Linked DNA regions of Mus musculus: region 2 is linked to region 1. The links are chromatin loops, found by intact Hi-C in ENCODE. Cell type or tissue: gastrocnemius. All regions are shown on one strand. Links, peaks and the distances in the headings refer to the core of each region. The heading gives the core; the rest is flanking DNA.

Region 1 (4,389 bases), core at 264-4,263:
TTGGATCAAATTAATGCTCTGTCCTTTGCTCTTCCTTCCTGTTTAGCTGGCGTATTGTATAGTACAGTTTCTGGAGAAAGACCCTTCCCTTACAGAACCAGTAAGCTTTTTTTTTTTCCCTTTCTATAATGTGAAAAAAAATTAAGCAAAAACCATCTTCATTAAAATGTCAAACATTAAATGCCTCAATTTTTTTTTTCCTTTTCCTTTTAGGTTATTAGGGGGCTAATGAAATTTTGGCCTAAAACATGCAGTCAAAAAGAGGTAAGTACTTAACCTTGGAGAGTGCCAGTGGTAAAGGAGTGCTTTGCCAAGCCCTGTGAGGCTAAGCACGCATGAGGGGACGCCTCATCTAAACTTGGCTTTGTAGTTCTCGGTCTTACTAGCGCTAAACTGAGGCTTCGAGTTGAGTAGCACATCCAGGCACACTGAGTGAGAGCATGCCAATAGACTAGAGCCTGCCTCCTGAACTCTGAACCCTGGCCAATCCCCACCGTGTGTCCAGCTAGCTCCACTGAGGCCACTTTGTAGTGACTCTGTAGATAGATCCCTGAGCATTCTGCTCCAGTCCCCATGTTAAACTATACTATGGGTGAGGGCTTACAGTGTATAGTCTCACAATATACACCAGACCATTAGCTTGACATTCCCGGAAATGAGGCACATACAGTCACCAAGGCATGTGTGTTTGTAGGGAGTCCCCAAGCAGGAGCTTGAATGGATCCTAACTGTCACCACCCCAGATCTGAAGCCCTCTCTTAGCCTGGAAACAGAGGCCACCTGTTATCTTTATGTCACAAGAGGATGTATGTGTCTTAATGAAGGATGGGGTATAGGAAGAGCCCCTTCCTCACATCAGTGATTCTAACCTCAGTCCATACAGCGTCAGCAAATTACCTCGTTCCTTAACAATAGGAGTTTAAGGGAATCTGCTGTTCTTTGTACCTTGAGACACAAAAGAAGTGTCTTCCTTCATATTTTAATTGCTCGTTTAGCTTGCCTAACGTTATTTTTAGTGAGTAAATAGTCTTTATTTATTATTTTTCATTCTATTTATACAACTGTCTAAATCTGTTTATCTTGCTCCATTGTGTGATCTTCAAGCTTTCTTTTGCATACAGCCCCGAGGCCATGAGATTCACTGTGCTATAGAGAGAGGGGAGAGGGAGAGGGAGAGTGTGTGCACGAGTGCTCGTATAAGCATAGGAGACAGGTCAGTGTGTGCTGATGCGGTTACTGTGCCTCCATAACATGAATTTGTTTGCTAGTGGGATGCAGCTGCCTGTTGAGTGACTGTGTGTTCTGTTGTGGTGCTGTGGACTAATGCACATTTGTTCAGGAGTGTCAGCCATTATTTTAAAAACTGGGGATGGGTAGGGTGTTAAATATCTTGGTTGCTAGCAGTGGGCAGAGTTCCAAAGGCCTGAAGACGGAGAGGCCAGTAATTTGCTTTAACAGAAGACCCTGTCCTGAGTTCTTTGAGAAACGGGTATGTTCTTTGTGTATATGGCAGTAGGTAGGGTACGCACACGGAGGCCTGAGAAGAACTCTTAACACAGTGACTTGCCATAGAATTTGGAGCTAGGCTGGCAGCCAGGAAACCCTGGAGATGCTCCTGTCTCAACACCCCATAACACTTGGGGTTGCAGGCATGTCTATGGCCTGCTCTGTCTTTTTATGTGGATGCTGGGGATTTGAACTCAGGTCTTCATGCTTTCATAGCAAGCACTCTTACCCGCTGAGCCGCCATCCCAGGCTAAGACAACTAGACTGATGTCTGGGCCCTTGCTTTTGTTCTGTTGCTTTGTGTGCACCCTTTCCTTAAGATACTGAGTAAGCTGAGCATGTGGGGATTTTCGTGGTTGATCTCATGTTTTGTGCTTTGTTCTTATTTATAGGTCATGTTCCTCGGGGAGCTGGAAGAAATCTTGGATGTGATTGAACCGTCACAATTTGTTAAAATCCAAGAACCTTTGTTTAAACAAATTGCCAAGTGTGTTTCTAGCCCCCATTTTCAGGTTAGTAGGAAAGAGAACACGAGTCAGAGTGATGTGTGCCATGTGAACTCATTAGGCTAAACTTCATTTGTGTTGGGAAAAAAACCGATCATGGACACTAGCTACTTTAAAAATATTATTTATTTATTTTTATTTTTAATTCTGTGTCTGTTGGAGTGCAATGCCCACAGAGGCCAGCGGCACCTCAGCTCCCCTGCTGCTGGACTTAGAGGTGGCTGTGAGCTGGCTGGTGCGGGTGCAGGCAGGGTACCGAGCCTGGCTCCTCTGCAGAAGGCAGTCAGTACTCTCATAGGGACTCAGCCATCTCTCCAGCCCCTGCTGCTTGTTAACAAATTGTTACCGGATGCTGAGCATCTGCCTCTAACAGGCTCTGTCTTTTAACTTCAGTTCCCATAATACCCTGCAAGAAGACAGGATGTGAATACCAAAGCTGGAAGCTGTAAAATAACTGAACTTGGCTAAATTAGATGACGTGGGCTGCTGGGGTTTCTTCACTGTATGAGAAGGAGTAATCAGTAATCCTTAGGAGGAGGGAAGAGAAGCTGGGTGCTGTCCTCCGGACAAGATCCCAAGTGGGAATGTCAATGGGTTTTTATTTTTAAGGTGGCTTATTGTAAAAAAGGCTTAAAGCCCATGACCTTCCCACAGCCTGCTCTGCCTCCTTGTGGCTGTTTGGTGAGAACACAGGGAAGGTGCACTTGGTGTTTTCAAGGAGGTCCTGGCTGCAGTGCTTTGAAACCAATACAGGAGAGAACGGGACCAGAGTTGAACATAGTGCTTTAACTTACGTGGTGGCTGTCTTACCAAAAGTCCATCTTACAAATCTAGCAGGCTCATCATACTGCCCCTCGTTTGAAGACCCTGTTCAACAGCACAAAAGCACACTTGAAATTTGATGGTGAACTATCCTTTAAGCTGGCAGATTGAGGCCTTGACTATTCCTGTTTTTAAATCTAAAGACATACTAGTGTATTAAGCTAGTGCTTAGGCCACACAGAACAAAAGGAGGGACAGTTCTGTGAGGTGTACAGACTAGACACAAATAGAAAAGTTCAGAGCAGTGCACACGACACTAAGTCTGTAATGTTCAAAACATATGGACTGTTTAGTTTTCTGGTTTCATTTGACTCTTTGGTATAGTGGAGGCCAAGGGTCTTTCACAAAGAACAAGGCAGAGAAACTTACTGGATACTCAGTGCTCAGGAAGGAAGGTAATTTGTCATACTGAGAATGACGTTCCGTAGATGAGCATTGCGTAGCACTTGCAGGGCCTTGGGTTTTTTTGTTAACAAAGAAGAAGGAGGTAGGAAAGAGTGTATGGTAGGCTCAGGTTGCTATGACAAATGCTCCAGACCAAGTAGCTTTAACAGCAGAGATTGACTTCCCCACAGTCCTGGAGGCCAGGAGTCTGCAGTCATGCATGTGACTGTTCGCCATGATCTTAAGTAGCTCCTGTGTATGTATGTACAGGTTGTTCGTTCTGCTCTGTAGCCCCCATCACAGTTTACATCAAACAACTGCAGGTGCTTCATTCCCACCAGTTATCCGATCTTAAGGGACAGCAGGGAAGAGTTAAGAGAAGGCTACTGTATGTGCCACTTGCTAGCCATGTGACCTTGAGCCAATGACTTACACCTAGCTCTTCAAGTCTCATCTATAAAGCTGGAATAATGACACCACTTACAAGGTTTAAGAGCAGTGACATGTGAGTGTGCACAGCACATGGCTTCTGTGTGCTAGCGTTCCTTGAAGGCTGTTTCTAAGCGTTCAGGGACCAGTAAGTCAGCAGTGTTTTGAACCTGCCAAGTGATGGAGATGGAAAGGCTCTAATTTCTCAGTCTGTCAGGGTGTGAAATCTTGTTTCTTTTCGTTCTAAATCATGATCTTTCAATTTACATAAATAAAAAAAGCCATTTGAGTTCATCAAGTCCAAGGTGAGAAACTTTTAGGCCCAGCAGATGAAGTTAGAGTATTGTGGACAGAGGACAGAATCTAAACCAATAAGTAAATGACATCCTCCTCCAGCTAGACCCCACAGCTTTCCAAGTAGCATCACAGGTTGTAGACAAAGCATTTAAACATAAGCCTTTGGGGACATTTAAGACCCAAAGTGTAACAAGACAAGCGGACTAGCAGCTCTGAAAGCTGAGCTCATGACAGTGTGTGTAAGGAAGAGTGTGGAAATAGAGGAGATGTGTAGATAGACCTAAAGAGAGGATAAATTAACAGATAGGGAAAAGCCCCAAAAACCAAGAAAACTTTTCCTCCCCAAACTGATGAACCACCTGGCAACTTCTTGGAAGATCATAAATCTTACAAAATGTAAAGAGTTATTAATATTTAATCATACTTTTGATTGAATGATTTTAAA
Region 2 (4,389 bases), core at 163-4,162, 110 kb before region 1:
CTGGATTTTTGACACTTTACCCAAGGAAAAGAGATCGTCTGAAATCATTTCAGGCTCTAACCTTTAGAAGAGTCTAGTCAGGTAAATAAAAGGACCATAGAGCTTTTGGAGCTCTTGACAGCCAGTGTCTAAATGACCACTTTTGGGCCTAAATTATTAGCATATTTCAGAATGATTTTAGTCAGACAGCATACCTGGGAGTGTGACTCTATACTTGATAATTATCTATTTTTCAATCAATTAATTCATTTATTAAAGTAATCTTTAAAATTTCCTTTACTTTACATGTCATACATAAAGCAAGCATGTGAGTGAGTGTGGGTGTGTGGTTATCATGGTGTTCATGTGGATATCAGCAGACAATGCTTTGAGAATCTCTTCTCTTCTTCCACATTGTTGAAGCAGGGTGTTTGAGGTTGTTGACTGTATCCACTCGTGTGGATTCTACACTAGCAGGTCTGTAGGCAGATCTGCCTTTGCCTTCCATCTTGTGTAGAAGTGCTGAGAGTGGCCTTTTATCTTGTTTCCAGGGATTAAGTTAGGTCATTGGGCTTTCACAGTGAGAGGGTTACCTACTGAGCTCTGTATGTTTCTGAATTTGGATGACATATGTCTTAAGAATTTTAGTTAATGATTATTCTTTTTCATTTATGCTAATGTATATCCCCTCCCTCCCTCCCTCCCTCCCTCCCTCCCTCCCTCTTTCTTGCAAGGTTGCTTATATGCTCCCCCCCCCCCGCCCCCAGAATGTAATTTCTCCACGAGAGAGTATTTGATATTACTTTTTGTCCATAAATGTGACGATACTGAGTAGTTATCTGTCTCTTGTGGTCGGGTAGTCATGAGGTTTTGTCTGATTCATTTGGAGAAGATTAGTGGTTAATAACTTTCCCCCAGAGTATGGTCAGTTGTGAGGACTGTTGTGAGTTAGTATAGTTCACACTAGGAATACTGGTGAACGTTATATGTAAATATTGTATTTATATATAATATGCATTATATATAAATATTAGCTGTTATTGTTTTTGTTGCTATTTATTTATAGATGCTATTTCTGACCTGATCTTATGACTTGGTTTTCAGTTGGGGTTTGTGAATAGTGTCTTTTTGTGTGCTGTGTTCAGAAATGTGGGCGTTTGCTTTTTAAAATCTATTTAGTCTTATTGATTACATCCAGTAAAATGATAATTCACTATATAACATTTGCTTAGTGTGCTTTACAAAGCAGTTAAAAAGAATTTTTGGGTAACATTTGGAAGCTGTCAAAATGAGTACATGACTGAACCTAAGGAGTCGTCTAGCCAAGTGTGAGTTCGCTGTTACACCAGATGTTAAAACGTGTTCACCTGCCTTCTCCAGCTGGCCTGGCAAGTTGGAGTGGGTGGAGACTAGGGAATTAGATGTGTGTCATGACACTGGTTATCATCATTGTGAAATGTCAGGGGGCACTGTTGGTGGTTGCCAATTATAGTTAAGTGGTTAGTGGGTGCTACCTGGATAGAAAGGAAATAGCTATTATCCTAACAGTTTATGTTAAGTAGGAACATTGAAGCAGATTTTTAAAAAGTTTTTAGAAGTTGTGCAAAAGTATCTTTGTAGCAGGTGGCCTAGAATATGTATTTTAAACTTTCTCATCATCTGTGAATTTTTACTTAGAGCTATTTTTATGAGAAAGAGGATTTGAGCACATTGTAATTTTGATTAGTGTTGAAACCTGCATCTAGTTGAATGTACATAGATGTTTTTTCTTCCCTCTGAGAAGTTGCAGTTATTACAATGTCTGCTTGTAATGAGAATTATAAAATAAACTTGTCCTTGACCTGCCTTCAGTTCCTGCCAAGCTGAGAAAAGGCATTCACTTTTGTTCATTTTGCCCTTTCTTCTGGACAAATAACCACAGAGCCTGAGTGCCCACCTGTGAAGTGGTGGAGCAGCCACCTTGCAGGACTCATGTAAGGGGGATGTGTGTGCAGAGTGACCTGCCTTCAGCAGAACTGACAGCCAGCAGGTGCTTGGTAATGGACAGTTGTCATGATTCTGTCCTCGGGGTCAGGGTCAAGGCCACTCTTGTCAGTGTATTCTTGGTATCTGGGAAAGATCCCCACTCCGTCCTTGCTAAGGCAGAAGAGCAGCTCCTCCTCTGAGTGCATCAGTGCTGACTACTGCAGTATCTCTTTGTTCATGTTTATGCCTGTAGTGCTTCACAGCGCCCTCTGGGGGGGGGTGCCATAAGCTTGAGTGTCACTTAAAAGACTTACCATTATGATCTATGCTGGGTAGCTGAGAGGTGATATTTTGGCAGAGTGCAGTCTCTGAAAGGCCTCTGATTCTTAAAGGTTGTCAAGCACAGCGTAAGGTCCTGGGTCTGAGTTTCCTTTTCTGGTGTTGTTATCCATCTCTTCAGCTGTGTCTGAGGCTGACATGTGGGAGATGTGGGATAAGCACTTATTGAATGAATAAGTGTGGCAATGTGTATATATCAAGATTTGTGGGGTCTTTACTAGCTAACATTTATTTGATTTCCTTGAGGAGCAGATACAGGATACAAGCCTTAAGTAACCTCATAGCAGCCTTGGCAATAAATCCAATTCCATTTCCTGTCACATTTGTGGTTTAAGCTGGGCACAGATTTGCTGTTGCACAGAATTGCTACTGGGACTAACCTGGAACCTTTCAGCTGCTTTCCTTGAAATGTGCTAGAGGAAAACAGGGATTAGGACCCAGGCCTGTAAGGCATGGGCTTCATGTGGTCTCTTGGGCTATGTAGACCAGGGCAGCCTAGAAGTCATGGAGATCCACCTGCTCCTGTCTCTTGCTAGGGTTAAAGACGAGTGCCACCATGAAGCTTGGCGTCCCTTTTCCTATTCTGGCCTCTCAGTTGTACCATGAAAGTTGAGAATCTAAAAGGTTCCACTCTTTTATGAGTAAGCGTTTGTCTACAGATCTGTATATGCCCACATGTGTCCCTGGTGTCCACAGAGGTCAGAAGAAAACACTGGATCTCTTAGAAGTACAGTTGCAGATGGTTTGTGAACTGCCATCTAGGTGCTGGGAATTGAACCCAGGTCCTTTGCAAGAATAGCCAGTGCTTTTAATCCCAGCTCAGAAAAATTTAAAAACTGCTTTAATTTTTGATTTAAACAGGTTCAATTAAAAAGGAAAAGTTTGAGTTTGTGATTATAGGAATCCTTTCTTCTGCCTTCTGCTGATGCATAATCATTACACTTTTTAATATATAGAAAGAGTTTTAAGTTGATCATTCCTTTGTTTTTATAAGACTAGGTAGAAGGATTTGATGGAGTTTCAAATTTTTTGTTTGCTTAATTTTTTTCTTTGAGATTTATTTATTTTTCATTTTATGTGTCTGGGTATTTGTTTGCATGTATGTCTGGTACAAAATAAGCATGAAGAACCTGAAGAAATCATAAGGGTGTGTCACTCTACTGGAGCTGAAGTTACAGAGCTGTATGTGCTGAGGACTGAGCCCAGGTTCTTTGGAAGAGCAGTCAGTGCTTTAACCACGGAGTCACTGTCTCGTCCCCTCGTCCACATTTTGGGAAGGGCTCTGCTCTATCCCAGACTAGCTTGGAATTTGCCACTCTGTAGGCCAGATTGGTCATGAACACAATACTGCCTCATCTCTCTACGCATAGCCACCATGGATAGGTGTAAGTTTTCCATATTTTTGGGCAACAGAGACACATTTATTTGCTTATATTTTTAAAAGATTGTACAGCATTTAGGGAGATTTTCTTTAACTAGGAAATTCATTTTCAAAGTTCTTTAGTTTCTGGGAGCTTAATTTCATAAGCTTCAGTCTATCCTTGTCCTCTGCACCAGGAGGTGACAGTGTGTGTATGTGAACGGACCCTGAAGGGCCATTCTTCAGAGAGTGTACCTGTAGAATCGGTGCTGGTCAGCATCTGGCTCCAGGGATTTTCTTTTTTCCTGGATACCCACTTTCACAAGTCAGATAAACTGGTCTCTGAACTTTGGGATGGCTACTTTCATTCAATGATCCAACAATTCCTGTTTTGGTTCCAAAAAGGCAGTTTTCTCCCAGCCATTAAATAGCTAGGTTTCCTTTTCCTCTGTTCTTTGTTTTTAAAGAGAAAGTGGGGTCTTTCACAGCTGTTGATTTCTCTTTGGTGATAATGAGTGAGCTCTTTTAGAAACTAACCCATTATAATACTGCTTTAACTCAATAGTTTACCTTAGGTCATTTTGGGATTTGGAAATGGATGGCCGTCTTCACAGGCTTATGATTGTGGCATGTTCTGGTTAGCAGGAGATTTGGTGCTTTGGGCACAGCAGGCACAAAAAGATCCTTGATAAGGATTGTGATGCAATCTATGTAAGTGGCTGCCAAACAACTTAATATGGAAGGAG

Evidence for each region. Hi-C counts contacts between places; a loop is a spot of excess contacts. Peaks named below come from ENCODE experiments on the same cell type or tissue, not always from the same donor. Only the 100,000 strongest peaks of a DNase experiment are listed, where the experiment ranks them.
Region 2: it touches region 1 in a loop (2.3-fold over the local background); 2 of 42 quality-filtered maps call a loop at or near these places.

Annotation. Positions count from the first base shown.
Region 1 is chr12:75,462,503-75,466,891 of GRCm38, reverse strand. Ppp2r5e (protein phosphatase 2, regulatory subunit B', epsilon) reads left to right here. Exons shown (of 14, transcript NM_012024.3): 9 at 47-100; 10 at 214-264; 11 at 1,899-2,018. Among named protein-coding and RNA genes, the nearest start is that of Gphb5, 48 kb to the right of the region's middle. In gastrocnemius, for the core only: a CTCF peak has its summit at 2,681 (motif pointing left); DNase peaks (open chromatin) are centred at 2,315 and 2,631.
Region 2 is chr12:75,570,270-75,574,658 of GRCm38, reverse strand. All of the region lies in intron 2 of Ppp2r5e (protein phosphatase 2, regulatory subunit B', epsilon), which reads left to right. Among named protein-coding and RNA genes, the nearest start is that of Ppp2r5e, 24 kb to the left of the region's middle. In gastrocnemius, for the core only: a CTCF peak has its summit at 2,211 (motif pointing left); a DNase peak (open chromatin) is centred at 2,203; H3K27ac peaks cover 1,334 bases.